Regions from separate parts of the Homo sapiens genome. Here region 1 is linked to region 2. The links are chromatin loops, found by intact Hi-C in ENCODE. Cell type or tissue: Caco-2. All regions are shown on one strand. Each heading gives the region's core, and the rest is flanking DNA. Links, peaks and the distances in the headings are about the cores only. Region 1 has its middle 350 kb from the start of RASGEF1B. Region 2 has its middle 250 kb from the start of RASGEF1B.

Evidence for each region. Hi-C counts contacts between places; a loop is a spot of excess contacts. Peaks named below come from ENCODE experiments on the same cell type or tissue, not always from the same donor. Only the 100,000 strongest peaks of a DNase experiment are listed, where the experiment ranks them.
Region 1: a loop joins it to region 2, with 6 times the contacts of the local background. A loop is called at or near these places in 1 of 110 quality-filtered maps.

Annotation. Positions count from the first base shown.
Region 1 is chr4:81,810,247-81,826,298 of GRCh38, reverse strand. No RefSeq gene overlaps it. Among named protein-coding and RNA genes, the nearest start is that of RASGEF1B, 350 kb to the right of the region's middle. In Caco-2, for the core only: no CTCF peak of the experiment used is centred there; a DNase peak (open chromatin) is centred at 7,728.
Region 2 is chr4:81,714,765-81,730,816 of GRCh38, reverse strand. No RefSeq gene overlaps it. Among named protein-coding and RNA genes, the nearest start is that of RASGEF1B, 250 kb to the right of the region's middle. In Caco-2, for the core only: no CTCF peak of the experiment used is centred there; a DNase peak (open chromatin) is centred at 8,166; H3K4me3 peaks cover 393 bases.

The DNA.
Region 1 (16,052 bases), core at 6,697-9,196, 96 kb before region 2:
CTACTGTGTTTCAGGGCTGAAATTAGGTCAACAGGATAGATCCTGGTAACTAGAATGCATCATGTGCCCTTATTCTCCTTGAGTGAAGATGACTGCTTCTCTATGGAAACCATTTTCTTCTTTTTTAATTTTTTGACAATTCTGCTTTTTGTGCCTGTTTTTTGTGAACTTTTCATTTTGTCCTTCTTTTTGTCTTTTGCCTTTCCTCTTTTCTTCTGCCACCAGAATTCTTCCCTTCTTTCAGTTTTCCCTTTTTAATTCAAACTTTCCCAGTAACATTTATTCCTTCCCTCTCAAATGAAATAAAAATGGCCAGCAAACCAAACTTGGAGATTATATCTAACCTAAACCTTGAACTTAATTTTTTAAATTAAAGATGCACTTTTGTATGTGTATTCACATTCTGTCTTTTCTGTCCTTTAATACTGCATGTTGTTTTGACCCAGAATATGTGCTGACTTAGATCCTTAGCTTTCTCACATGCTTATTGCAAAACAGACAAACAAACAAACAGAAAGCAAAGCAAACCAAAACCTTAGGTGAGGTGGTAAATATTTTTATGATGTTAAAAGAGCAGAGAGTAGGAGACAGTTTATATACACTAGATTTTCCAGCCATATACAAGCATGTTTATTGCAGCATACTTTGTAATAGCAAACAAAAGAAAACAAGAAGCAACAACAATGAAAGAACCAAAACCTGTTGATCAATAAAGGAAAGCATAAAATTATGATATATTCATATTATGACATGTTATATAGGTATTAAGAAGAATGAATTAATCTGCATGGGCTGAACTGGAAAGATGTTGATAATATATTCTTAATTAAGATGGTATGATCATAAGAACGAGACTTCTATATAATATGCGCAGACATATTTGCGTGGGAATAGAGAAAGTGTGGAAAGATGAATACAAATTTGTATTATGGGTTACCTCAGGAGGATAGGGTATAAAAGAGACTAACTCATTAAGAATAAATATTAGTTTTATAATTAAAGAAAATGTAAAAAAGTTTACTGAAAAAAATCTCAATACTGTTTGTATGGCTGACCATGGCTATGTATTTATTCATAGGATTGTCCAAAGGGAACATACTTGCATGTAAATCCCAATATAGCCTTGAATGTTGCAGTGCCTTTTGAGTGGTTCATCAGGCCAAGCAAGTATACATACAAATGTGTGAGAGGTCAACTACAGGGAGAGTGAGTGCATTAAAGATAGTAGAAAGGAGATAGCAAGCCCTGGTATTGTTCAGACTCACAAATCTCTTACATAGGCAGAAGCTCCATTCTCCCACTTGGGCTCATAACAGCTGTCATTTGAAAGATTGGGCATAGCTGACTCTAACATTATGCACATATCTCTTTAAGACAGAAGATCATATGTGTTTGGAGGTGGGTTCTGGAGTTAGATGGCTTTGCTTCCTGACCTAACTATGTCCAAGGTATATAGCAATTAACCTAATTGTGCGTTCGTTACCTTGTTTGTAAAATGAAGATAACAGAATCCTTACCTCACTGAATGGTTCTTGGCCCATAATGAACGTTCCAGCTTGGGTAGAGAAGCTTTGGGAATAGTGAAGGCAGACACATTTTAAAATTCACAGAAATCAGTAGGGGACACAGTTAGGTAGTGCCTACCTTGGATTGGAAATGAACATGGAATGGTCACTATCATTATATGTTAACAATTCTAAAGTGTTTTCCATCTTCCTATTTTGTAGACCACCATTTTCAGCACATTGGCCAGTGAGAAGTCCTTATCTGACTGCAAAAAGGTAAGTCAGCATCCAAGAATTCCAGCATACTGTCAGAGTAATAAAGGCTTCAGAGTTGGTGATATTCGAATGAAAAGCTGCGATATCAGTGAGGATGTTCTGATGGAATATTATGGCTCTCTTTCTTTAGAGATGGAAATGTGAATGGTTTACTTTAAGGATGTGGGAAACTCCATTATTTGACAGTATTTTGTTATAGAGAAGCTCTGGTTCCATATATTTACATCTCACTATTATCTGATACTTTATCCTGGCAGATGAGCATCAGGGGAGTTCAGAGAATGCTGTATAAACTGCATTGCAGGCTTCTATATCTTTGTTTGTAAATTTAAATATAATAAATGTAAACCTAATATAATGTAAAAATAATTTTGTATTTTGAAAGCTGATCATATAGCATAAAAATCTGGTTTGGATTCACCACAGTCAAGCTTGAGAAGTTGTCATGCTTTGCAAAAGGATTAGCTTCACTAGCATCTGATGGAAGACATCCCTGTGATAGATCAACTTTGAAGACTCCCTGCTATAGTCTTGTGTCTAATTCCTGGCTTTTGCAGGCCAGGGGTCACATTTATCCACCTCTTTAATCTCAGATTTAGCTAGATATTCTCCTTTTGGGGGGAAGAGAAGTGGCTTCATAGTCCAAACAACTCAAATTCTTTGACACTATCTATTGATACAGAAAACCAGCTGCATATAGAGTTGACCTGTGCATAATATATAATTCCTTGGCATTTCTTAAGATTTTATATTATGGCATTGTCTGCTGTGCCGCTTCTATTTCTAATGTTGCTTGATATGGAAGTAGGTAGCAGAGTTACTTACCTTTAAAGGTGGTGTGAGGGCCTACTGCTCTAAGTACCATTCATTTAATTATTTTGATAATTTTAAAATCTATTTTATTACATCTCCATCTTCACTGAATTATGCTATATTTGTCTTGTTCTCTGCATTGAGTTGTATGCTGCCTGAGAATGAAGACCATGTATTATTTTTAGAATTATAGATCTTGGCTAGGTGTGGTGGCTCATGCCTATAATCCCAGCAGTTTGGGAGGCCGAAGTGGGTGGATCACGAGGTCAGGAGTTCAAGACCAGCCTGACCAACATGGTGAAACCCCATCTCTATTCAAAAAAATACAAACATTAGTGAGGTGTGGTGATGTGCGCCTGTAATCTCAGCTACTCAGGGGGCTGAGGCAGGAGAATTGCTTGAACCCAGGTGGTGGAGGTTGCAGTGAGCTGAGATTGCGCCACTGCACTCCAGCCTGGACGACAGAGTGAGTGAGACTCCGTCTCAAAAAAAAAAAAAAAAAAAAAAAGAAGAATTATAGATCTTAGAGAATGAGAAGCACTTCTATGGGACTTCTAGTCTCACCTTTTTACTGGGGTGGGACTGCCACTGATATCATTTATAGATGGACCTCTATCTCTTAACTGGATATTCTATTGTCAGGGAACCCAGTGAGCCTATGTGTCAGGCACACTAATGTGCACTAGGGAGACAATCCACAGTGTTAGCAAGTTCTTTATTCTACTGAGCCAATAGCTGTCTCCTTTAGATTCCTTCCTAGATATTTAAGTATGAAGCCAGTTAATATGTTTTTCTGAATCTCCTTTCTACCCCATCTCCAGGCTAACAATTTTCCTTTTTCATTTCAATGGGACATTGATATGATTGATTTCCAAGAGCATGGACTATGAGATCATGTTTTCTGGTTTTGAAACCTGGCTCTGCTCCTCACTACTTATGTGATTTTGGGTTGATTGTATAACCTACTGGTTCCTTACTTTTATCATCTGTAAAATGGGCATAATAATTGTGCCTATCTTATATAGTATAAGAATTCATACATATAAAATGATTACAAAATTACCCAACACATAGTGAATGCTGTATTAGCTATTATTATTATTGCTTCTAGACAAGATTATCCTTTTTTTTTTTTTTTTGGCTCACACAATCTTTGTTATTGATGTCAAGAATTGTGTGTCATCTCCAGATGTGGTCTGTCTGGCAGAAAGCATCACGGGACTTCTCACTCTACATTCAGCAAGCTTTGTTTACACACCTGGTGTATGCCAGGTATGTTATAAGGTGTGGGCTATGATGTGAAGGCAAGCTACAGGTTTTCTTAAGTGTAGCACCACTACAGTGTAAGATGGCATCAGTTTCTACTTATGAGCCATATCTTTCTGTTGGCTATGTGAAGTTTGAAGTCTTGTGCGTGGCCTTAAGGCATTTTCACATGAGCTGCTGTTAAAACAGGACTTTCTTTTATATTTATGTAAATGATTCCTTGAATATGAAGATAGGACATTTAGCTATTCCTACTGGTTTTTAAAAATTTTGATCAATTAATTTTCTGAATTATCCAATTCTGTTATTAGGCTTATTCACTATTTCTCCCAGTTCAATGTCATGCACAAATCAACATAGCATAGTCAATTTCTATGACTTCAATTTTATCCATCTAATCAGTTAACAAGTGTTCACAGAACATCTGCTATGTGACATGCATTGGACTGTCATGATGAACAAATCACATATGTATGATCTTTACCCTCATAGAACTTATAGATATTAATAAAGTAATTAGCAAAATTGTGATTGATGATATAATTTTTTTTAAGTTGAGAGCTCATGGGATCCCATGCCAGGAGAACCTAACCTAATCAAGGCGTCAGGGAAAATTTCCCTGAAGAAATGATGTTCAAGCAGAGATCCAAAGAATGAATGAGATTTGGCTCCATGAGCACAACATGGTGGCAGAACAGCAGGTGTGAATGTCTATAGGTGAGGGGGAGAACTATACAAAATTCAGAGTGCCTGAAAAATGACAACTTGAATTGGAAAAGATGAGCAATGAGGTCCTGGTACAACTATATTAAGAGTTTAAATTATTCTCAGGGTAATGAGAAATTTTTAAAGGGCTTGAATTTGGGAAAGTCGGTGTATGTGCCATGATATGATTTTTAAGATCACTTGGTTACTGAAGGACAGAAGAAGCAGGATTTAGATGTGAAGTCTAATTATAAGGCTACTGCTATAATCTAGGCAAGAGATAATAGTGGCCAGGATCAGAATAATGGCAGAGGGGAATCAAGAAACATTTGAGTATTTCTCAAAATCAACAGTATATGATAGTTTGGTTATGGGAAAGGAAGCAGCTAAGGACAATTCTTAGATTTCTGACATCGGCTAGTGTCAGAATATTGGTGCTATTTTCTGAGACAGGAACCACTAGCAGAGGACCATATTTAGGGAAGAAGTTGATGAGTTCACAATGGTATATGTCATTTTGGTGGTATGTGTAAGATCTAGTAAGGATGACTAGCAGACAGCTGGACATTTTGATTTATAATTGAGGAAAGCATTCTGAGCTGGATATATGGATATGAGAGGAATATGCATAGAGAGAATGATTATAAGAGTGGGAATGGATGAGATTACCCAGAGATGGTGTGTAAGGCAAAAAGGAGGAGGGTTTTCAAGAGTCTTGAGGAAAGTTAACATGTAAGAGCTGGGAGAAGACTATGGATTTTGGAGGGAAGAGGGAAACTGAGAGGCCACGGAGGTTGGAAGACACCAGAAGAATGTGATGTCTGAGAAATCAAGTCAATAAAACATTATCTATAAAAAAAAGAGGTAGTCGTAAATATCAAAACTGTTGCTAAGTGATTAAGTAAAATAAAGACTGAAAAGTATCCGTTGGCTTTCTTAATACCATAGGCTTTTTGGTTTTATTGAGATCGAAGTGATGGACACAGAAGCCAGATTGTAGTGGGACTGGGACTTAGCTGGGATAAAGAAATAAAAAGTCTCCCTGCTTTGACAATTCTTACTCACATGAATTCTATCCCTTCTTCCTTCCTTCCTATTGCAGGGCAAGATGGACTTAGTAGGGATAAAGAAATAAAAATGGTAAAATAGAGTCTTCTAAAAGCAATTTGTTGCAAGAGGAAGGAGAGAATTGAGTAGTTGGGTAGGGTTATGGGTTGAGATATGGTATCTTACAATGAGGCATTAGAGTGTGTTTAAATGCTGTAAGAAAGAAAACAATAGGAAGGGAAAGGGGTAAGGATCCACAAAGAAGGTGGGGAATATTCTCTGAGTGACATCATTGAAAGGATTGAAGACTTTGGATCCTAAAGCATGGAATTATCCCTTGGATGGAGGGACACATCTTGCCCTGCAATAGGAAGGAAGGAAGAAGGGATAGAATTCATGTGTTAATATGGAAGGCTGGGCGCTGTGGCTCATGCCTGTAATCCCAGCACTTTGGGAGGCCGAGGCGAGCGGATCACGAAGTCAGGAGATGGAGCCCATCCTGGCTAACACGGAGAAACCCCATCTCTACTAAAAATAGAAAAAAATTAGCAGGGTGTGGTGGCACGTGCCTGTAGTCCCAGCTACTCGGGAGGCTGAGGCAGGAGAATTGCTTGAACCCAGTAGGCAGAGGTTGCAGTGAGCCAAGATTGGGCTGCTGCACTCCAGCCTGGGTGACAGAACGAGACACCATCTCAAAAAAAAAAAAAAAAAAAAAAAAGAGTTATGGAAGCAGGGAGCCAAAATGTGGCCATACCATCAGATGACTCTGATCAATTTATCTTTTTTTTTTTTTTTGCAGGGAAGTGGGATTATTGTTCAACCTCTTTTGAGTCTGCACAACTATGTTATCCATTCATGAGGTAGAACGTTTAAAAACGAAATGTTTAAAGTTATTTACACAAATACTATTTTTTCTATTTTATAGGCAGAAAAATCAAGAGGGACATTGGTAAATATTAATGTCAAGTTACACTATTTTCACAGTATTTATTTAGTCTACAGCTACTCCCCCATAATATTTTATATGGATAGCACCATTCACATAATCAGCAATCTCTGGGCAATCTAGTTTGTTCAAATGAGATCTATCTTAAGAAAATTATTCTAGAGTCTGTGTCACAAATAATGAAATATCTTCTGAGCCAAGGATCCATGCTGCTGACTAACTAGAGGTCTTTTCCACGGTCCACAGACCGTGTCCAATGTACATGAATTTTTTCTACATTCTGAACATTCTTCTCTTATATTCACCACCTTGGTTAATGGCTTCACCACACTTTTTTTTTTGAGACGGAGTCTCGCTCTGTCACCCAGGCTGGAGTGCAGTGGCGCGATCTTGGCTCACTGCAAGCTCTGCCTCCCGGGTTCACGCCATTCTCCTGCCTCAGGCTCCCGAGTGGCTGGGACTACAGGCACCTGCCACCACACCCGGCTAATTTTTTGTATTTTTAGTAGAGACGGGGTTTCACCGTGTTAGCCAGGATGGTCTCGATCTCTTGACCTCGTGATCCACCCGCCTCAGCTTCCCAAAGTGCTGGGATTACAGGCGTGAGACACCGTGCCCAGCCAGCTTCACCATACTTTAATATTATCCCTGGTTTCTCCCTTTCTTTTACTTCTCACATCCAACTAACTGTCAAATCCCGTAAATTCCATTGTGAAACATTCCTGGGATCTTCCTGTCATTTCTTCCCTTTCCTCCTCATCTCTCCTTTAGAAGTTTCCAACAACTCCCTTCTCACTCTTTTCTTATACCACGTTTCCCATATCCACTCCATTTTTCAAAACACTATGAAAGTTACTTTCTGGAAAACAAATAAACTACAAACAAACACATCCGTTTATGTCAAATCTGTAAACCAAAAATAAAATTCTAAGGTCCCCCAATCATCTAAAGGGACTTCCTCCTCAGCCAGAGCTCTTAAAACTTAACCTGAAAGACTGGTTCGGGCCATGAAGGGAACTGGGGTGGGACATGCCTCATTATACCTCTCCAGCATTAACGTCAACACAGACTTTAAGTCTGATCAGAAATATTTTACAGCCTGTTCGCTCTGAAGCCTGTTAGCTAAAAGCTTCATCTGCGTGATAAAACTTTGGTCTCCCCCACCTCTTATCGCAACGCAAACATTCCTTTCTATTGATCCCAGGTCTTTAGACAAACTCAACCAATTGTCAGTCAGAAAATGTTTAAATTTATCTGTAGCCTGGAAGCCCTGCCACCCCTTGAGTTGTCCCGCCTTTCAAACCAATGTATTTCTTAAATGTACTTGATTGATGTCACATGTCTCCCTGACATGTATAAAACCAGGCTGCATCCCAACCACCTTGGGCACAGGTCCTTAGGACTTCCTGAGGCTGGGTCACAGGCATGCATCCTCAACCTCAGGAAAATAAACTTTCTAAGTTAACGGAGACCTGTCTCAGATTTTCTGGGTTCACAAACCTGTACTTAAGAAACACCTGAGGGATTTCAATTTTATTCAAAATAAATCCCAACTCCTCTTGAGAAGTCATTACCATTCCTGTTGTCTCCAGTCTCAACTCAACTTGAGAAGTCATTCCCATTCTCTCCACCCGCATCTCCTGGTACTGCCCTGGAAGCTGGAGTCTAAAGGCCTTGAGCAGACTGCTCCTGAACGTGAAAATCTTGGATAACTGTGCCTGGTGTACAAACTTTTTCTTTTTTCTGGAATGCTTTCCTCTCCCTCTGGTCTGTCTGGAAAACTTTTACACTTTCCTGGAGAGGTCCCTTATATTGTCTCTTTCTTTTCAAAGACTATCTCGATTTCTCCAGTAAAGATGAGAGGTTTTACCTACTGGATTCGTAATATTTTGTACTTAATATAACATCTAACAACAATCACACACTTTGTCTAAAGTTTACCACATCCCCAGCCCTGTGAGAAGTGCTTTACATGGACTATTTAATTTGATTTTTCTAACAACCCTTTAAGGTAGGCAATTACTATTACCATTTTACAGATAAAGCAGTTGGGACCTTCAAACATTATGGAACTTGCTTGAGGACACTCCAGTATTAAGTGTTGGAGCCATGATGTGAATCCAGGCAGTCTGACGCCAGAAACATTGCTTTTAGTGTTTTGCTACCTCCTTTCCCCTTTGGATTTTAAATATTTATGGATCTGGCTTCCCCCTAAAATCAGCTCTTAGAGGAAAGGAACAATGACTGATTCTGTTAGGTATAGTAAAACAATACCTCACAGGTAGTAAGAACTCAGTAAACATTTATTTAATGAATGGATTTGCTATACACATGATTATCAATTGGTGTGCGATTATTCTAATATCATTTTGTTTGTTATTAGAAACAATCCTGCTATATACATGATTATCAATTGGTATGAGATTATTCTAATATCATTTTGTTATTAGAAACAATCTTGCTATATACTTGATTATCAATTAGTATGAGATTATTCTAATATCATTTTGTTTGTTATTAGAAAAATCTTTTTTTCCCTTTTCCTAGGAGTTGAGAAAAGACTATTTATACTCAGCATTTACTCGTGAAGGGAATTTCCACACTGAAATAAGGTGTTAATGGATAGCTGGGGAGATTGAAGTGTTTTGTTTGGCCTGAGGTAGCAAATCCCCAAGGCCTGCCTCCAAACACCACTTTAGAGAGTTATAAGAACCCTTGTTGTTATTTTCAGTCAAAGACCAGTTTATTCCTTAATTTGGAAAACCTAGGAACATCTAGGGGACATACATGAATTTACTCATTCATTAATAATTATTTATTAAGTGCCTCCCATTACAAGACAGTCGTTATTGTTAACATGTTGCAGAGGAAAAAACTAATGTGCTGAAACATGAAATGACTTATTCCAGGGCACATAATAAGCTTTAGTCAGACTCTTAGAGGATAAGCCTAATTCCTATTTTCTCATTTATTCCCTGTACAACCTCTGCATCCTATGCTGTTTAACTAAAACTCACATCTAGAAGATGTGTGTTGCGTTGATGAGCACCAGAGATTGCTCCTCAAGTCTGCTCCATAGTGTCTCATGCCTCCTGTTTTATGTTACTGATGTTTATATCTTTGTATCTTGATATTTTTACATCTCTTGGTGCGGGACTTTTGGACCCAGTTATTTTGACTCAGCAATTTTTGTGCAGGAACATTCTGACATAGCACTGTTGAACCTCCAATGTTTTAATTATTTGAAAGTACAGAGAAGGTGCAAAAAGGATATCCTCACCCCTTCTCCGAGGTCTTGTGACTCCCACCCCTAGGGCATATTTTAGAGGTAGGATAGGAGTGATAGACAGGTAAGTGTGATAGATGGGGTGAGGGTCATGGAAAGGATGAATCCCAGGGATGGATTAAAGTTTAGGGATGTCTGTTTCACAAATTACTTGAAATGAAAAAAATAGTGGTGTTTCCAGTTTGGCATCAAAATGCTGTGCTTCATCCTGCTGTAATTTCTGTCTACATATGGTAACCTAGAATTCCATCTGGAGTCCCTGTATGTAGTCATAGAAATAGGTTCCTGAGGTTGGAATCTTATTTTTAAACTTCAGCTACCATTTTGATGGTTTATTTTACCTTTTTGGTGGGGGAGGGGACTCTGTTTCTCTCTGTGTCTTCCCCTGCTCTCTCTCTGTGAACTTCTGATATCTTAATCCATATAAATGACAACTTTTAAAAAATAGCTTAAAAATTTCATTTAAAAGACGATTTTTAAAAATAATTTAAAGACAGTATTTAGAAAACGTATTCCTATCGTGTAAAAGAGTGTTGGTTTTAGAATATCTGGGATTTCCTAAAGAAAATCTGTTGGCCACTGTAATGGCATTATTGGTGGCTGTGTTATCTCTTCCTTTCAAATGTTGGCTTTGACTTGGGTTCCCTTTCCTGTTACTAATGATGTGAGTGTGTAAGTGTGCGGAGAATGTGCCCATGTGGTCCGTTGCCCACTGGATGAAGTTTTCATTTTTACTAGACATCAGTAATGCTTCATTCACATGGACAATTTTCCTTCAGGAAGAGGTAACTAAGAATAGAGAATGTAATGGGCTATTGGAAGACTCAACCTTTTCATCAATGTTGATGAATAGGTCTCTAGGTAATCACAACTCAAGGTAATAATATCAGTGGTTAAGACATTTACTGTCACAGTCCTTTGAAACTATATTGTGTCTGGCTTCCTCTTTTAATGTCTAGATGGTGTTCAGTGACCTCCACAAAGCTGGTTGGGCAGATTCCCATGACTCTCAGCCTCTTGGCAGAATTTTCAGGCTGGTAGGTCACAGGGACTTCTTCCCATGCCCTGAGAAAAGGCATGAAGACAAAGTCAGCCGTGTCAGCGGGAGGAAATTCCTCAGTTCTCCTCTGGTATGACAGAATGCCATGTTCTGGAGCAGTCACAGCAAAGAATATCATTTCCAGCAAATTTAAACACTGTTTACTTCTAAAATAGATTTTTGGAAGCAGTGAACATTCATTTTTGGCAGAGTGCTGTTTTTGCTGACTTGCTGTAGGGCTCTCTGCTGGATACAGGATGTTAGATACACATTGCAAAGTTCCTATCTTTTTTCATATGTGCCAATACAGGCCACTAATTTATGGGAAGGGAAGTTGCATCACTGTTAAGAGAAGGGAGTTGCTATACTCTTCTCCCCTCCCTTCACCCCCGCCACATCCCTCCTTTCCTCCCTCTTCTCCTGTCACTGTTTCTGCAAAGAAAGAGCTCCTAGCAGTGTTTGGGAAAAGGATTTGTGGTTCTGGATTCCATGTCCTCTCCTTTCAGGCCTTATTGCCCGGCTTTGGTTTTTATTGTTGCATTTTTCCATCCTGCTCTCCTGAGAGGCAGTATGGTGTGGGGGTTAAGAACACAGGCTTGAGGGCTTTATTTCTGAGATTCTACCACCCATGAGCTCTACAACTCTAGCCATGTTACTTAGCTTCTTTGTTCCTCACTTGTTTCATCAGTAAAATGAGACAAAGAATGATATTGACCTACAGAATTGTTGTAAGGATTGAATTTCTGTTTGGATCCATGGAAAACTCTTACAACAGTGTCTCAGTGGGTGTTCGTCATTATTATTTCATCCCTGCGCTCACAGAGAATGGTCTGAGCCTTGGTAGCTTTGAGACCAACTTTATCTTTTTGCTCTAACAGAGCAACAATATCAAGGAAAGTACATCAGTAGACTTGGGCCAACATTAGCATTTGGAAAAAACTTGGACTGTAGTTGCACTGGATAAATACCCTCAGATGGTTCTTTAAATCTTAAGATAATTCTTAATAATTGAAATAGACTCAAGTTCAGTTTTGTTATAAGTTCTAGTTCTATAGAAGCAATGCATTTCTTAATAAATGAAGCATAAAACCTTCTAAACAGTACTGTACAATGAATCTACTTTTCTGTATCTCCAACACCTAACACAATTATGAGCACATAGTAGACATTCAATAATGCTTGTTAATTCCTAACTTTGGCATGATATTATTTCTCCAAAGGCCTCCAGAGTAAGGCTTGAGGTAGAAAAGAAAGGAAGGGGAAGAGTCCCCTCTTGGTATGTCTTCATATGCCAGCACCTGGAACATTCACAGGTAGGAAAAAAGTACCTTATTACCTGCTTAGAGGTACAGAATAAAATACAAAATATTCCTCTCCCTCATATAAATATCCATTGCTTTTTCTAAATGTTCATCTCTTTTCACCATTAGCATTATAATATTTTAGAGGAGGTGTCATTTATTAATGTGGTATGGGCTAGGTAGAGTCAATACTGTGGGTGGAGTGTATTTGTGGGCTTTTCTTTGGATTGAAAGGAAGCATTTCAACATATGGATGGTTTGGGCTGATGAATATGAAGTGCTATGGAAATGTGCACTTTTTTGCTTGCAGTGTAGAAGCCATGGAGATAATTGAGTAGAGTGAATACTGGTGAGTTCCTCCGTGTGATAGCATTACATCTCTAGGCTAGGAATTTTTTATTCTTAAGCGTATGATAATGAAATTTTCATATGGAAAGTCACATATACCCAAGGTCAAACCAAGTAGTCATAGTTCATAGGATTAGAATTCATTGTGGAAAATAGTCTCATGGCCAGAAGAAATGCATTGCGTTTTTATGTGTAACACTTACCCTAAGCCAGAATCAAGAAATAAATAATAATCATATTTTGTTAAGGTATAATTTACATTCAGTAAAATGTAGTGATCTTAAGTGTACAGTTTAATGACTTCAATTTTTAAATTTTAGCAATAGAATCACATCAGTAGCATTACCTGGTGCCTTTTGGGGTGTGGGATTTTTTGTGAATTGGCATTACTGCTAACCACACCACTGCCAATGCTGGAGTATACCCATTATTCCTTCCTGGCAGCTGCTATAATTGTCACTGTCACTTCAGAATAAACAGCACATTTAGATACATGGATGTATAATATAGTCATTGTCTGTAGCAGTATCATTGCTAATAAGAAAGGTAGTTAAGGGCAAATGTCATGGAATATGTTGCTCTTATCCTCTTTGAGCTGTAATTATTGTGGCTGCATCTGCCTGAAAACAAGTTTCAAGAATATGACCTTTGTAGTCTCTGGTTCAGGGATATATTGGAAACAGTAATAATTAGCAGTACAACCCCCCCTTCCCCACACATACACCTTAAAAAAGCTATTTTAAGCTACCAATAAAACACAGGTTTTTCTCATAGCAATTCCAGACAGCCAAATAGTTTAAAGGGGGAACAGAAATAAGAGTCTTGCTAATCTTGCAAACTGTGCATGCAAAGGGCATTTAATAATAGTACTTTTTCTTGCATTTTTTTTTGTTGTTGTTGTGAGCAAATGCTGCAAACTACCAAGTTCAGCTGTGTAATCACTAACTTGATTTCACTCATTTCTTTGTTAAGTACTAAAGATATTATGGTGTGCTTTTGGCTGTAAATTGTCTTTCCCTTGTGATTCTAGAGTTTTTCTGCTTGGTTGCTATATTATTGAGCTTCAAGGGCACTGTAGCAACTTTTTCTCCTTCCTTTTACCTATTTTCCTTTCAGATTTTCCAGAATCTTACATAATCAAGACTGGGCAGTAGTTATTAAAGTATGTGCACGTATACACATGCATGCATTTAATTTTACATAATGTATTCTGGAGGGTGAGCTTTCATAGAGATACAGTCATTCCTCAGTATTGGTTGCAGGACCTCTGTAGATATCAAAATTCACTGAGGTTCAAGTTCCACAGTCCACCCTGAGGAAACCATGGCTATGAAAATTGATCTTTAGAATCCAGGGGTTCTACATCCCTCAAATACTGTGTTTTCAATCTACTGTTGATGGAATCTGTGGATGCAGAACCCTTATTTTCTTAGTCTACAGCAAAATGTGCTAGATGTGAAAAGAAGCAGAAAAAAACGTAAAAGATGAGTCAGTATGAGAAATGGAGCAGAGTTCGTGTAAATTAGATCTCTGTAATGGCCGGCAACTCTTTTTCATAAAAGTGGAGTAATCAGAATACTTAATTTACCTCAGTTAAGAGTGATCACTCTGGCTATTGTTGCTCAAAATGGCACCAAATCACTCTACAATTGAGCTAATTGCAACCTCTGATTTAGTGGCTTAGCGCTGTGATTTTTCTTTTATTTACATAAATGATCTGTGGAGCAAAAGCAATCCCTCCTTTTCTCCTCCTGTTTATTGTTTTTCTTTATTATTTTAATTCCACCCTTTGATGATTGCTATAATCTCCTAAATCATTGCTCATGTTAATCACTAGATAGAACAGCTATGTAATGGTGACCTCAGAGCTGTTAGACTAAGCAGCCAGTATGGTGGGTGCACCATGAGACCCAGACTTACCTGCCACGGACTGTGCACCTGGTCCTGTGAATTCTCTTGCAGGCTCAGGTAAGGCAGAGTCAACAGGATGCAGTGTTTCAGGGAGAGGGCTATTTCTGTGTTTACAAAAGGAGTTGTCCAACTCCATAGAGTTGACCTCTGTGGTCATGTCTAGTTCTAAAACTCTATGGTTTCATTACTTGCTATGATGGAAAATAGTGGTGGTGGTAACAGTAGTGCCAGTAATTCCTTTAGCAGGGTGTGTGTGTGAGTGTGTGTGTGTGTGTGTGTGTGTGTGTGTGTTTAAGAGATGGAGTATGTTGCCCAGGCTGGCCTCAGACTCCTTGGCTCAAGCCATCCTCCAGTCTCAGCCTCCTGAGTAGCTGAGTCTACATGCATGTCACCGAGCTGGCTTTCAGTGTATATTTTTTGAGGAGCTACTGTGTTCAAGTACCAGTTCACATCAGTGACTAAAAGAGATAAAAAAAAAATCCTTTCACCTCAGAATATATTCTATTGGCAGGTGAGACATAATATACAAAACACAAATTAATTAATTACATAGTATCTTAGAATGTGAAGAGAAAAAATAGGAGATTTGGAGGCTCTTGGGGAGGCACATGTTACAGTTTTAAATAGGGTGGTCATTGAGAAGGTATCATTTGGTCAAATGGGATGGAGAGCTAGTTACACAGATCTTTGGAGGAAGAGCACTCCAGGCAGTGGGAACAACCAGTGCAAAACACTAAGACCAGAATGTGCCTGGGGCATATACAGAAGAGTAAGGAGGCCAGTGTGGCTGGGTGGATAAAAATAATAAAGGCTAACATTTATTGAAGGTTTATTATGTGTCAGTGACTGTAATAGACTCTTTTTAGGGATTAATATATTTCATACTTGCAACAGCCTTATGAGGCATGTTCTGTTCCCATCTTTATTTTCAGATAATGGAATGGGGGCACAAAGAGGTTAATTAACCTGTTAAAGGTCACTCGGTAGGCAGATGCAGACTGCCCAGATTCAAATCTAGTCTGTCTGACTCCAGAGTTCACGTTATTTTTTTAACCACTTGTAAAGAACACAAGAGGGTAACAAAAGTAGTTTTCACTTATGGTTAATAGCATTCCAAGTCAATATGAGAGCTCTTCATTGCTTATTGATCAACTCATTAGTGAATACTCATTAATTATATTAATATTACTTATTAATTCATTTTGAAATATATGTTATGTGGCAGGAATTGAATCAAACACCGCCTGGGAGAGGTTTGCTCAGGTTAGTCCCTTTTCTTTTTTCTTTTGCTCAGGCAGATTGAAGGAAGTGCCTGGTATTGTGAGATGGGATTTGCTTATTAGAAACCAAATGTCCAACTTTATGGCTGAATCTGGTGAAAGTGGTGAGGGCTGAGATTTTTGCCTATCATGGCATTATTTTATTTTGTTAGGTCGTGCATTTTGCCTGGAGTTTTTTTTTTTTTTTTTTTTGAGACAGTCTCACTCTGTCACCAGGCTGGAGTGCAGGGGCGCGATCTCAGCTTGCTGCAACCTCTGCCTCCTGGGTTCAAGTGATTCTCCTGCCTTAGCCTCCTGACTAGCTTGGATTACAGGTGTGTGTCACCACA
Region 2 (16,052 bases), core at 6,991-9,490:
GCTTTAAGTGAGAATATATGGTGTTTAGTTTTCTGTTCCTGCATTCGTTTGCTGAGGATAACAGCTTCCAGCTCCATCCACATCTCTGCAAAGGACATGATCTTGTTCCGTTTTATGGCTGCATAGTATTCCATGGTGTATATATACCACATTTTCTTTATCCAGTCTATCATTGATGGGCATTTGGGTTGAGTCCATGACTGCTATTGTGAATAGTACTGCAGTGAACATACATGTGCATGTATCTTTATAATAGAATGATTCACATTCTTTGGGGTATATACCCAGTAATGGGATTGCTGGGTCAAATGGTATTTCTGCCTCTAGATACTTGAGGAATTGCTACGCTGTCTTCCACAATGGTTGAACTAATTTAGACTCCTACCTGCAGTGTAAAAGCCTTCCTTTTTCTCTACAACCTCACTGGCATCTGTTGTTTTTTCACTTTTTAATAACTGCCATTTTGACTGGTATGAGATGGTATCTCATTGTGGTTTTGATTTGCATTTCTGTAATGATCAGTGATGTTGAGCTTTTTTTCAGATGTTTGTTGGCTGCATAAATGTCTTCTTTTGAGAAGTGTCCATTCAGTTCATGTCGTTTGTCCACTTTTTTATGGGGTTGGGGTGTTTCTGTAAATTTGTTTAAGTTCCTTGAAGACTCTGCTTAGACCTTTGTCAGGTGGCTAGATTGCAAAAATTTTCTCCCATTCTGTAGGTTGTCTGTTCACTCTGATGATAGTTTCTTTTGCTGTGCAGAAGCTCTTTAGTTTAATTAGCTCCTATTTGACAATTTTTGCTTTTGTTGCGATTGCTTTTGGTGTTTTCTTCATGAAATCTTTGCCCGTGCCTATATCCCGAATGGTATTGCCTAGATTTTCTTTTGGGGTTTTTATAGTTTTGGGTTTTACATTTAAGTCTTTGGTCCATTTTGATTTAATTTTTGTATAAGATGTAAGCAAGGGGTCCAGCTTCAATTTTCTGTATGTTTGCCCATTTTTAATTCGATTTTTTTTCTATTGAGTTCTTTATTCTGGTTATTAATCCCTTGTCAGATGCATAGTTTGCAAATATTCATATTTTCTCCCATTCTGTGTATTGTCTCCTCACCTCACTGATGGCTTCTTTTGCTGTATAAAAGCTTTTTAGCTTGATGTAATCTCATTTGTCCATTTTTTTGCTTTGGTTGCCTGTGCTTTTGAGTTCTTATTCCAGAAATCTCTAACCAGAACAATGTCCTGGAAAGTTTCTCCAATGTTTTCTTGTAGTAGTTTCATGGTTTGAGGTCTTATATTTAAGTATTTACTCCACTTCTATTTGCTTTTTGTATATGGTGAGGGATAGTGGTCTAGTTTCATTCTTCTGCATGGGTATTCAATTTTCCCAGCACCATTTATTGATGAGGCTGTCCTTTCCCCAAGGTATGTTCTTGGCACCTTTGTCAAAAATAAGTTGACTGTAAATGCATGGATTTCTGGATTCTCTATTCTGTTCCATTGGTCTACATGTCTGTTTTTATGCCAGTACCATGCTATTTTGATTACTATAGCTTTGTAGTGGTATTTGAAGCGAGGAAATTGATGTGATTCCACCAGTTTTGTTCTTTTTGCTCAGGATTGGTTTGGCTATTCTGGATCTTTATGGTTCTATATACATTTTAAGATTGTTTCCTTCTATTTCTGTGAAGAATGTCATTGGTATTTTGATGGGGATTGCATTGAATCTGTAGATTGTGTTGGGTAGTATGGACATTTTAAAAATAGTGATTCTTCCAATCCATGAACATTGAATATCTTTCCTTTTTTGTGTCCTCATCAATTTATTTCATCAATGTTTATAGTTCTTGTTGTAGATAACTTTCACTTCTTTGGTTAAATTTATTCTTAGGTATATGTTTTTATTTGTAGCTATTCTAAATAAGATTACTTTCTTGGTTTCTTTTTCAGATTGTTTGCTGTTGGCATATAGAAATTCCACTGACTTTTGTATGTTGATTTTGCGTCCTGAAACTTTACTGAATTTGCTTATTAGTTCTAATAGTTTTTTTGTGGAATCTTTAGGTTTTTCTAAATATAAGATCATATCATCTCAAACAAGGATGATTTTAACTTTTTCCTTTCCAATGTGGATGCCTTTTGTTTATTTCTGTTGCCTAATTGCCCTGGCTAGGACTTACAGTACTGTGTTGAATAAAAGTGATTAAAGTGGGCGTTCTTGTCTCATTCCAGATTTCAGAGGAAAGGCTTTCAGTGTTTTCCCCATTCAGTATGACACTAACTGTGGGTTTATTGTATGTGGCTTTTATCATGTTGAGGTATGTTCTTTCTATACCCAGTTGTCTGAGAGATTTTATCATGAAGGATGTTGAACTTTATTGGATGCCTTTTCAGCGTTTAATGAAATGATCGTATGGTGTTTGTTTGTTATGGGACAGGGTCTCAGTCTGTTATCTGGGCTAGAGTGGAGTGGTGTGATCACAACTCACGACAACCTTGACTTACTGGTTTCAAGCAGGGCTCCCACCTCAGCCTCCAAGTATCTGGGACTACAGGCATGCACCACCATGCCTGGCTAATTTTTGTATTTTTTTTCTAGACACAAAGTTTGAAACCAAGCTGGTTTCAAACTCCTGGGTTCAAGTGATCTGCCTGACTTGATATCCCAAAGTGCTGTTACTACAGGCATGAGTCATTGCACCCGGTCGATCATATGTTTTTTGTCCTTTATTCTATTGATATGATGTGTCACGTTGATTGATCTGCTTATGTTGAACCATCCTTGCATCCTTGGGATGAATCCCACTTGATCATGATGAATGATGTTTTCACTGTGTTGCTCAATTTAGTTTGCTAGTATTTTGTTGAGGATGTTTGCATCTATGTTCATCAGGGATATTGACCTCTAGTTTTCTTTTATTGTTGTGCTTTTGTCTGGTTTTGGTATTAAGGTAATACCAACCTTGTAGAATGAGTTTGGATAGATTTCCCTCCTCCTCGATTTTTTTTTGAATAGTTTGAGTAGGATTGGTGTAAGTAATTCTTTAAATGTTTGTTAGAATTCAGTGGTGAAGCCATAAAATCCTGGGCTTTACTTTGATGGGAGACTTTTTTTATTATTGCTTGTATCTCATTACTTGTTATTTGTCTATTCAGGTTTTGGATTTCTTTATGGTTCAATCTTGGTAGGTTGTATGTGTCTAGGAATTTATCCATTTCTTATAGACATTCCCATGTATTGGCATATAGTTTCTCATAATAGTCTGTAATGATACTTCAAATTTCTGTGGTATCAGTTATAATGTCTTTCTTTTCATTTCGATTTTATTTACTTGGGTCTGCTCTCTTTTTTTCGTAGTTAATCTTGCTAAAGGTTTGTCAAGTTTGCTTATGTTTTCAAAAAAACAATTTTTCATTTTGTGGGTGTTTAGTATTTTTTTAGTCTCAATTTTATTTATTTTTACTCTGATCTTTATTTCTTTATTTCTAATGATTTTGAATTTGGTTTGCTCTTGCTTTTCTAGTTCTTCATTAAGGTGCATTATTAGGTTGTTTATTTAAAGCTTTTCTCCCTTTTTGATGTAGATGTTTATTGCTATAAGCTTCCCTCTTACCTCTGCTTTTGCTATATCCCATAGATTTTGGTACATTGTGTTTTCATTTTTCATTTGATTCAAAAAATTTTTTAAATTTTCTTTTTAATTTCTTCATTGACCTAATGGTTGTTCAGGATCATATTATTTGATTTCCATGTGTTTATACAGTTTCCAAAGTTCCACTTGTTATTGATTTCTAGTTTGGTTTTATCATATTTAGAAAACATACTTGGTATGATTTTATTTGTTTTGAATTTTTTTAGACTCGTTTTGTGGCTTAACATATGATCTATCCTTGAGAATGTTCAATGTACCAATGAGAAGAATGAATATTTTGTAGCTATTGGATGAAATATTCTGTAAATAGCTATTAGGTTCATTTGGTCCATAGTGTAGATAAAGTTCAGCGTTTCTTTGTTGATTTTCTGTATATATGATTATCCAATGCTGAAAGTTGGGTGTTGAAATTCTCAGCTAATTTTGCATTGGGGTATATGCCTCTCTTTAGCTTTAATAATATTTGCTTTGTATATCTGAGTGCTCCAGCATTTGACTTATATATAATTAGAACTGTTATATCTTCTTGCCGAATTGGCCCCTTTATCATTTAATAATGACCTTGTCTCTTTTTACAGTTTTGGTCTGGAAATATATTTTATGTGATATAAATGTAGAGCTACTTTTGCTGTTTTCTGGTTTACATTTGTATGAAATATTTTTTCCCACCTTTTATTTTCAGTCTATGCATGTCTTTATAGGTGGAGTGATTTTCTTGTAGGCAACATATGGTTGAGTCCTATTTTTATCCATTCAGCCACTCTGTCTTTGGATGGGAAAATATAGTTCATTTACATTCAATGTTATCATTGAAGGTAAGGACTTCACTATTGCCATTTTCTTTTCTGGTTGTTTTGTTGGTCCTCTTCCTTTCTTTCTTCCTTCTTGTCTTCCTTTGTGTAACAGTGATTTTCTCTGGTAGTATTTTTTTAATTTCTTGCTTTTTATTTTTTGTGTATCTACCATAGGTTTAAGTCTTGTGGTTGCCACAAGGCTTACAAATAACATCTTATAACCAATTATTTTAAGCTGATGACAACTTAACTCTGCTTACAAACAAGCAAAGAGAAAACTGAAACACTCCACATTTTAATTCCTATCCTGCTTTTAGACTTTTTCTTGTCTCTTTTTATGTCTTTTATGTTGTCTATCACTTAAAAAGCAGTCATAGTTGTTATTTTTGGTAGGTTTATCTTTTACTCTTCTTGCTGAAGTGCTTTCTTTTATGGATAATTGTTCAATTTGGTGTTCCTGTGGGGAGACAATTGCTAGAGAGTATTTTTCAGCCATCTTGCTCCACCCCTACATATTATTTTATATAATAAATATAATAATATAATCGCTTTATATTTTTGCCTCATCTGTTTGATCACAGCCTCCTTGGGGGCAAGGAAAGTTCAGGTTCTAAGTCTAGTGTTTTTTTTTTTTCTATATTACATTTACCCTACCATTTCACATATGTCATGGACCTTGGATTTTAAAACACAGAATGTCCTTCTGTTATTGATAATAATTACCAGCTTTATTATATAGTAAAGGTTACTTAATGTGTCCTTCGTCTCTATGAAAGGGAGTATTTATAATTTTTTTAATGAGATAACCACCTCATTGCATTTTAATTGCCAGGGATCCTCTGTTTGTAAAAGTCAACATCAAAAGAAGATATCTTATAGTTATAATTGCTCCTTGGCAGAAAGGTTACCACGGATGCTGGAGAACATTCATGGTTAATTTTGTAAAACCATGGCTAATGGGACAAATCACTCAGCCATGGAGACTGTGCAAGCTGAAAGAATATAAAGAGCTGCAAAGGGAGAAGCAGGTTATGGGCTCTGTCCCTGGGCTTCCGAGAGGTTCATGTCAAAGAGAAAGCAGGCAGATGTGACTCACTCAGTCAGCTGTGGGTGGTGGTGGCCTCAGCTGTCACAGCTGGGCTGACATCAGCAACATGTGATTGATATCAGTGCAAAGGCAGCTCCCAGCCAGCCAGGAGTGTGTGGCAGGAACAACCAGGGCTTGAATCCTGTGAACAACCAGGGCTTGAAAGTCTTCTGTTGGGGACAACAAATAGGAGCAGTGAACCCTCTCTTGCCTCCCAAAGTCTGACTAGGCTCAGGGACTTGGAGAGTTCATCTCAGAGGTGTTGTGACTTGTCCTAGATGACACAGAACATTAGAGGTCAGGCTGGGACTAGCAACTGGATCATCAAACTCCCAGGCCAATGCTGTCTTCATAGACCGCCCAGAAAAGGAAGACATGAGCAGATTTTTAAGAAGTTGTAAAATCAGGTTAAAATCAACCTGACACTTGAACAGCTTGCTTCTTCAAAACAAAAAAATGGTCTTTCAGGTATTCAGTAACTGCAGTGATTTGACACAGCAGCTTATCATTATTTCCTAGAGGTGATTCTTGTAGTTTAACCCAGAGAAATATTTCAGTAGTGCAGTCATCATGTATTTGCTGATCTTTATTGATGTATAAGAAACAACAGCAGTGATACATGCAAAAAGGAGATTTAATTGGGGAATCTTTTCCCATGTAAGCAACACTGTGCCATTCAAACAAGAAGCAGTAGTGCATAATTAAATCTATAATCATTGAAAAAATCATTTTAAAAGATAATAAACAGCTTGAATTTGGTAAACACTTCACTTATTCAAAATACTTTGATGAATTCTATCTCATTTGATCTTCACAGCTACTTCTGTATAACTTAGGAGAAAGTAGTAGTCACCTATTTTGTAGATGAAGAATCTGAAACCAGAGCACCTTGGCAATTTGCCCACAATTACACAGCGGTTACTACTAGAGCCAGGACTAGAATCTTGATTCTTTATTTAGTGCTTTTGTGTAATAAAGTTCACAATGTCCTATCTGAAATTTTGAAATACAAACAATAGCCTAAGTTTATTTATTTTTTTCTTTTCTAACTTATTTGATGGTAAAACTACCTGTTCTGAATGACTTTTGGTAACAAAACCTGTTTTGAGATGACAGGAAGCTCTGTGTTGTTCTCTTTAGGGAGAAGATTCATGTTTCAGAGCAGAAATGTTAATGCGTTCAGTTACAGGATGCTGCCCCAGACCAGTGTGTTCTGTTTGTTATATGAACCATATTGTCTTTCTAAAGTCCAAAAATTTTCTGAATTCAAAAGCGCATCTGAACAGAAGAGCTTTGGATAATAATTGAAGTAGACTGCCTGTGTCTTCTTCTAGTGAGGAAATGAGATGTTTACATTAATTAGATATTCTGGTTTATAGTCACCATAGGTACAATATGTGTATTGCTAATATTGAACAAATGAGACTGTGATGAAATCCCCTTAATATTGACTCAGCAGTTGTTGTGAGGGTTAAATAAAATAATTCAGGCAAATCAATTGGCATAGTGTCTGGTTCATAGGACATATTTCATAACTAGAGTGTTAACTGCTATCTTTCTTAATAAACTTTGTATCCTCGTATCACAGATGAGGAAATGGTAATAGGCAGAGAGGTTAAGTAACGTGCCCGAGGCCACACAGCTAGTAAATGACACCACCAGAACTGGACACCCAGGCTACCTCTCACACTCAAAGCATATGTATAACCAGTAGGGTATATATTTTCTTGGATCTTTCAAGAGGCTGTAGAAATCCTTCCAGATCATCATTATGAAAATTAATTACCAAATCATTGGACTGTAGCATGTGGAAGTGCTGTTTAATAGCCTGCTGGTTAGGCCAGATTTTGCTGGCTAAGGAGAGAGAGGGGGAGAGGGAGAGAGGGGAAAAGGAAGAGGAAGGGAGAAAGAGACAGAGAAGGATTAAACTAATAGAAAATACCTTACAAATGAAAAAATTGGAATGAGCATAGAGCAATTGGGAAATCTCTATTCTAGAGAATTATTACCAGTTCAGTCACTCCCTTGGATGGATTGAATGAAGTCTTTCTGGGAATTAGATCAAAGAGAAAGCACTCTCAGGGCTTTTCCCAAAATTCTGTGGATCAGGTTGATGAAACTTATGGTTGGGGGAAAATAATTTTGTGTTTAGATAATGAGAATTTCCTCCACTCCCACCCATTCCTGGCTTTTCTCCCTGTGGCTTTTTTGCCTACTTGGTTTCCTTACTCTGAACCTAGGAACTATCTTTTTTTAACCATGCTTTGGAGGGGAGTGCCTGCCCTTTGAAGGTGGGGGAGGCAGGTGGGCCCAGAGAGGAGAGGGCAAGCACAGAAGGCAGCAACACAGGAGATGAGAGGAGAGCAACGTTTGCCTCAAAAATGGATTCTGATCCCGAAGCAGCTTTCCTGCGACTACCCCCGTCCCAGACGGTGAGAGGAGAACTTGAGAGCCTGGTGCTTGTGGTCTGTCAGAACAGGCTGGCAAGAAAGTGAGCCCCTGGGAAGCTAAGCCTGACATTAAAAGGACTCGGTCTATCCTGTTGGCAGCTGCTGCAGCTCACCCTTGTGCGGTGTGGCCTCAGCGCATGTCTGGCTTTATTTGCTATTTGGGGCGCGGCACTTGAAAGGTGCCCCCTCCCCCAGACTCCTTGACATTTGTCCAGAGATTAATTGAGCTAATCCCCTTCTTGGAAGAATAGGTTGGGAAGTCTGTGTTCAGGGAGGGTAGGGAGGCAGGCTGGGACTGAAGAGGCATGCATTAATAAGGGTGCTAGGGCTTGCTGGACCCTTTGAAGGAAGAAAAGCAAATTTCTCTGCTGTTCCTGGACGAGGCTGACAGGTGGGCAGGGAGACTGCAGTTTCTGTGTTTCGCCTGGCTTTGCCAGAAGGTCTGTGCGCACCAGCAATAACGACTCTTGACAGCACCAGCTGTCACTCAGGGATGAATTACTCCCAGGACACCTTGGCCTGCCATTCTCATCTCTTGTACTAAGGGCAGAAGGTGAGAGCCCCAAGACAGGCTATCCTGACAGGGGAGGCACATATTACTTGAATACTTGTCTGGGATGGTTAGAAAAAGTGCATTTAAATTTTGTTTTGAATTAGACATTAAAATTAAACATCATTTATTATTTTGTATTTTTGATGGAGGGACGAAGACAGGGGAACATGAACATTGTTTTCTTATGCTGTGTGCAACTGTCCATATTTTGGGAGGGGACACAAAGCTTTTCACCTTACCGTACAATAATCATAGCTAGAATTGGCAGGGTACTATCATTTCTGCCTGTAATCCCAGCATTTTGGGAGGCCAACGTGGGAGGATCATTAGAAGCCAGGAGTTCAAAACCAGCCTGGGCAACATAGGGTGTGTCTCTACAAAAAATAAAATAAACTTAGCCAGATGTGGTGGCATGTACTTATAGTCCTAGATACTTGGGAGGCTAAGGTGGGAGGATCACTTAAGCCCAGAAGTTTGAGGCTGCAGTGAGCAGAGATTGTGCTACTACACTCTGGCCTGGGTGACAGAGTAAGACCTTGTCTCTAAAAATAGTAGTAACAACAATAGCTAGCATTTATTGAGTTGTTGTGTTCTAAGCATTTTATATGTATTAATTCTTCTTTCTTTTTAAACTATACTGTAAGTTCTGGGATACATGTGCAGAACATGCAGGTTTGTCACATAGGTATACTCGTGCCATGGTGGTGTGCTGCACCCATCAACCTGTCATTTACATTAGGTATTTATCCTAATGCTATCCCTCCCCTAGCCCCCCACCCCTCAACAGGCCCCAGTGCGTGATGTTTCCCTCCCTGTGTCCATGTGTTCTCATTGTTCAACTCCCACTTATGAGTGAGAAGATGCGGTGTTTGGTTTTCTGTTCTCATGTTACTTTGCTTAGAATGATGATTTCCAGCTTCATCCGTGTTCCTGCAAAGCACATGAACTCATTCTTTTTTATGGCTGCTTAGTATTCCATGGTGTATATGTGCCACATTTTCTTTATCCAGTCTATAATTGATGGGCATTTGGGTTGGTTCCAAGTCTTTGCTATTGTGAATGGTGCTGCAATAAACATACGTGTGTGTGTGTGTTTTTATAGTAGAATGATTTATAATCCTTTGGGTATATACCCAGTAATGGGATTGCTGGGTCAAATGGTATTTCTGGTTCTAGATCCTCGAGAAATTGCCACATTGTCTTCCACAATGGTTGAACTAATTTACATTCTCACCAACAGTATAAAAGCATTCCTATTTCTCCACATCCTCTCCAGCATCTGTTGTTTCCTGACTTTTTAATGATCGCCATTCTAACTGGCGTGAGATGGTATCTTATTGTGGTTTTGATTTGCATTTCTCTAATGACCAGTGATGATGAATTTTTTTCATATGTTTCTTGGCTGCATAAATGTCTTCTTTTGAGAAATGTCTGTTCATATCCTTTGCCCACTTTTTGATGGTTTTTTGTTTGTTTGTTTTTGTTGTTGTTTTTGTTTTGAGAGAAGTCTCGCTCTTGTCCCCTGGGCTTGAGTGCAATGGCTCGATCTCAGCTCATTGCAACCTCCACCTCCCGGGTTCAAATGATTCTCCTGCCTCTACCTCCCAAGTAGCTGGGATTAAGGCACCTGCCACCATGCCCAGCTAATTTTTGTATTTTTTAGTAGAGACAGGGTTTCACCATATTGGCCAGGCTGGTCTCAAACTCCTGACCTCAGGTGATCTGCCCGCCTCAGCCTCCCAAAGTGCTGGAATTATAGGCGTGAGCCACTGTTCCTCGACTGTTTGTTTGTTTTTTTCTTGTAAATTTGTTTAAGTTCCTTGTAGATTCTGGGTATTAGCCCTTTGTCCGATGGATAAATTGCAGAAATTTTCTCCCATTCTGTAGGTTGCCTGTTCACTCTGATGATAGTTTCTTTTGCTGTCCAGAAGCTCCTAGTTTAATTAGATCCCATTTGTCAATTTTGGGTTTTGTTGCCATTGCTTTTGGTGTTTTAGTCATGAACTCTTTGTCCATGCCTATGTCCTAGGTTTTCTTCCAGGGTTTTTATGGTGTTAGGTCTTACATTTAAGTATTTAATCCGTCTTGAGTTGCTTTTTGTATAAGGTGTAAGGAAGGGGTCCACTTTCAGTTTTCTGCATATGGCCAGCCAGTATTCCCAACACCATTTATTAAATAGGGAATCATTTCCCCATTGCTTGTTTTTGTCAGATTTGTTAAAGATTAGATGGTTGTAGATGTGTAGCATTATTTCTGAGGCCTCTATACTGTACCATTGGTCTATATATCTGTTTGGGTACCAGTACCATGGTGTTTTTGTTACTATAGCCTTGTAGTGTAGCTTGAAGTCAGGTATCATGATGCCTCCAGCTCTGTTCTTTTTGCTTAGGATTTTCTTGGCTATACGGGCTCTTTTTTTGGTTTCATATGAAATTTAAAGTAGTTTTTTCTAATTCTGTGAAAAAAGTCAGTCGTATCTTGATGGGGATAGCATTGAATCTAAAAATTACTTTGGGCAGTATGGCCATTTTCACGATATTGATTCTTCCTATCCGTGAGCATGGAATGTTTTTCCATTTGTTTCTGTCCTCTCTTATTTCCTTGAGCAGTGGTTTGTAGTTCTCCTTGAAGAGGTCCTTCACATCCCTTGTAAGTTGTATTCCTAGATATTTTATTCTCTTTTTAGCAATTGTGAGTGGGAGTTCACTCATGATTTGGCTCTCTGTTTGTCTGTTATTGGTGTATAGGAATGCTTGTGATTTTTGCACATTGATTTTGTATTCTGAGACTTTGCTGAAGTTGCTTATCAGCTTAAGGAGTTTTGGGGCTGAGATGATGGGGTTTTTAAATATACAATCATGTCATCTGCAAGCAGAGACAATGTGACTTCCTCTCTTCCCATTTGAATACCCTTTATTTCTTTCTCTTGCCTGATTTCCCTAGCCAGAACTTCCAATACTATGTTGAATAGGAGTGGTGAGAGAGGGCATCCTTGTCTTGTGCTGGTTTTTGAAGGGAATGCTTCCAGCTTTTGCCCATTCAGTATGATATTGGTTGTGGGTCTGACATAAATATCTCTTATTATTTTGAGATATGTTCCATCAATACCTAGTTTATTGAGAGTGTTTAGCATGAAAGGGTGTTGAATTTTATCAAAGGCCTTTTCTGCATCCATTAAGATAATCATGTGGTTTTTGTCATTGGTTCTGTTTATGTGATGGATTATGTTTATTGATTTGCATATGTTGACCCAGCCCTGCATCCCAGGGATGAAGCCGATTTGATTGTGGTGAATAAGCTTTTTGATGTGCTGCTGGATTCAGTTTGCCAGTATTTTCTTGAGGATTTTCGCATCGATGTTCAACAGGGATATTGGCCTGAAATTTTCTTTTTTTGTTGTGTCTCTGACAGGTTTTGGTATCAGAATGATGCTGGCCTCATAAAATGAGTTAGGGAGGAGTCCTTCTTTTGCTATTGTTGGGAATAGTTTCAGAAGGAATGATACCAGTTCCTCTTTGTACTTCTGGTCGAATTTGGCTGTGAATCTGTCTTGTCCTGGGTGTTTTTTTTTTTTTTGGTTGGTAGGCTATTAATTACTGCCTCAATTTCAGAACTTGTTATTGGTCTGTTCAGTGGTTCAACTTCTTCCTGATTTAGTCGTGGGAGGGTGTATGTGTCCAGGAATCCATTTGTTCTAGATTTTCTAGTTTATTTGCATAGAGGTGCTTATAATATTCTCTGATGGTACTTTGTATTTCTGTGGGATCAGTGGTGATCTCTTCTTTATCATTTTTTATTATGTCTATTTGATTCTTCTCTCTTTTCTTTATTAGTCTGGCTAGTGGTCTGTTTTGTTAATCTTTTCAAAAAACCAGCTCCTGGATTCATTGGTTTTTTGAAGGGTTTTCTGTGTCTGTATCTCCTTCAGTTCTTCTCTGATCTTATTTATTCCTTGTCTTCTACTAGTTTTTGAATTTGTTTGCTCTTGCTTCTCTAGTTCTTTTAATTGTGATATTAGAGTGTCGATTTTTAGATCTTTCCTGCTTTCTCCTGTGGACATTTATTGCTACAAATGTCCGTCTATACACTGCTTTAGCTGTGTTCCAGAGTTTTTGGTGCATTGTGTCTTTGTTCTCATTGGTTTCAAATAACATTGATTTCTGCCTTAATTTTGTTATTTACTCAGTAGTCATTCAGGAGCTGGTTGTTCAGTTTTCATGTAGTTGTGCAGTTTTGAGTGAGTTTCTTCATCTTGAATTCTAATTTGATTGCACTGTTGTCTGAGAGACTGTTTGTTATGATTTCCAGTCTTTTGCATTTGCTGACGAGTGTTTTACTTCCAATTATGTGGTCAATTTTAGAATAAGTGCAATGTGGTGCTGAGAAGAATGTATATTCTGTTGATTTGGGGTGGAGAGTTCTGTAGACATCTATTACGTCTGCTTGGTCCAGAGCTGAGTTCAAGTCCTGAATATTCTTTTTAATTTTGTGTCTCGTTGATCTGTCTAATATTGACAGTGGGGTGTTAAAGTCTCCCATTATTATTGTGTGGGAGTCTAAGTCTCTTTGTAGGTTCTAAGAACTTGCTTTATGAATCTGGGTGCCCCTGTACTGGGTGCATATATATTTAGGATTGTTAGCTCTTCTTGTTGCATTGATCCCTTTACCATTATCTTTGTCTTTTTTGATCTTTGTTGGTTTAAAGTCTGTTTTATCAGAAACTAGGATTGCATCCCCTCCTTTTTTCTACTTTCCATTTACTTGGTAAATATTCCTCCATCCCTTTATTTTGAGCCTATGTGTGTCTTTGCACGTGAGATGGGTCTCATGAATACAGCACACTGATGGGTCTTGACTCTTTATCCAATTTGCCAATGGGCATTTAGCCCATTTACATTTAAGGTTAATGTAGTTATGTGTGGATTTGATCCTGTCATTATGATGCTAGCTGGTTATTTTGCCTGTTAGTTGATGCAGTTCCTTTATAGTGTCAATGGTCTTTACAATTTGGTATGTTTTTGCAGTGGCTGGTACCAGTTTTTCCTTTCCATATTTAGTGCTTCCTTCAGGAGCTCTTGTAAGGCAGGTCTGGTGGTGACAAAATCTCTCAGCATTTGCTTGTCTATAAAGGATTTTTTTTCTCCTTCGCTTATGAAGTTTAGTTTGGCTGTATATAAAATTCTGGTTTGAAAATTCTTTAAGAATGTTGAATATTGGCCTTCACTATCTTCCGGCTTGTAGGGTTTCTGCAGAGAGATCTGCTGTTAGTTTGATGGGCTTCCCTTTGTGGGTAACCTACCTTTCTCTCTGGCTGCCCTCAACCTTTTTTCCTTCATTTCAACCTTGGTGGATCTGACGATTATGTGTCTTAGCATTTCTTTTCTTGAGGAGTATCTTTGTGGTGTTCTCTGTATTTCCTGAATTTGAATGTTGGCCTGTCTTTCTAGGCTGGGGAAGTTCTCCTGGATAATATCCTGAAGAGTGTTTTCCAACTTGGTTCCATTCTCCTCATCACTTTCATGTACAGCAATCAAACGTAGATTTGGTCTTTTCACATAGTCCCATATTTCTTGGAGGCTTTGTTCATTCCTTTTCATTCTTTTTCTCTAACCTCGTCTTCATGCTTTATTTCATTAAGTTGATCTTCAATCTCTGGTATTCTTTCTTCTGCTTGTTCGATTTGGCTATTGATATTTGTGTGTGCTTCACGACATTCTTGTGCTGTGTTTTTCAGCTCCATTAGGTCATTTATGTTCTTCTCTAAACTGGTTATTGTGGTTAGCAATTCCTCTAACCTTTTTTCAAGGTTCTTAGCTTCCTTGCATTGGGTTAAAACATGCGCCTTTAGCTCGGAGGAGTTTGTTATTACCCACCTTCTGAAGCCTACCTCTGTCAATTTGTCAAACTCATTCTCCATCCATTTTTGTTCCCTTGCTGGCAAGGAGTTGTGATCCTTTCAAGGAGAAGAGGTGTTCTGGTTTTTGGAATTTTCAGCCTTTTTACACTGTTTTTTCTTCATCGTTGTGGATTTATCTACCTTTGATCTTTGATGTTGGTGACCTTGGGGTGGGGTTTTTGTGTGGAAGTCCTTTTTGTTGATGTTGATGCTATTCCTTTCTGTTCGTTAGTTTTCCATGCAACAGTCAGGTCCCTCTGCTGCAGGTCTGCTTGAGTTTGCTGGAGATCCACTCCTGACCCTGTTTGCATGGGTATCACTGGTGGAGGCCACAGAACAGCAAGGATTGCTGCCTGTTCCTTCCTCTGGAAGCTTCATCGCAGAGGGGCACCTGCCAGATGCCAGCTGGAGCTCTCCTATATGAGGTGTCTGTCGACCCCTGCTGGGAGGTGTCTGCCGGTCAGGATACAAGGGGGTCAGGGACCCACTTGAGAAGGTAGTCTGACCCTTAGCAGAGCTCGAATGCTGTGCTGGGAGAACCGCTGCTCTCTTCAGAGCTGCCAGGCAGGAAAGTTCAAGTCTGCTGAAGCCACCCCTTCCCCCAGGTGCTCTGTTCCAGGGAGATGGGAGTTTTATCTATAATCCCCTGACTGGGGCTGCCGCCTTTCTTTCAGAGATGCCCTGCCCGGAGAGGAGGAATCTAGAGAGGCAGTCTGGCTACAGCGGCTTTGTGGAGCTGCAGTGGGCTCCACCCCATTTAAACTCCCTGGCGGCTTTGTTTACAATGTGAGGGGAAAACTGCCTACTCAAGCTTCAGTAATGGTGGACACCCCTCCCCCGACCAAACTCGAACATCCCGGGTAGATTTCAGACTGCTGTGCTGGCAGCAAGAATTTCAATCCAGTGTATCAGCTTGCTGGGCTCCATGGGGTTGGGGTCTGCTGAGCTATGTGGCTCTCTGGCTTCATCCCCCTTTTCAGGAGAGTGAACAGTTCTGTCTCGCTGGTATCCCAGGTGCTACTGGAGTATGAAAAAAAACTCCTGCTGCTAGCTCGGTGTCTGCCCAAATGGCCTCCCAGTTTTGTGCTTGAAATCCAGGGCCCTGGTGGTGTAGGCATCTGAGGGAATCTCCTGGTCAGTGGGTTGCAAAGACCGTGTGAAAAGCATAGTATCTGGGCCAGAATGCACCGTTCCTCAGGGCACATCCTTCAGGGCTTCTCTTGGCTGGGGGAGGGAGTTCCCTGACCCCTTGCGCTTCCCGGGTGAGGCAATGCCCCACCCTGCTTTGGCTTGCCCTCCCTGGGCTGCGCTGACTGTCTAACCAGTCGCAATGAGATGAGTCCCAATGAAATGAGCCAGTTGGAAATGCAGAAATCACCCGCCTTCTGCGTTGATCTCGCTGGGAGCTGCAGAACAGAGCTGTTCCTATTTGGCCATCTTGCCAGCCACCAGTTATTCTTCTTAACTCACAAAGTAGTTTAGTCTTATCTCCATTTTACAGAGTTAATAAAAATCTCCCAATAAATGCTAGTTGTGGTTGTTGTTATTATTTTTGGAGAAGAGGTCTCACTCTGCCACTCAGGCCAGAGTGCAGTGGCACAATCTCAGCTCACTGCAGCCTCAA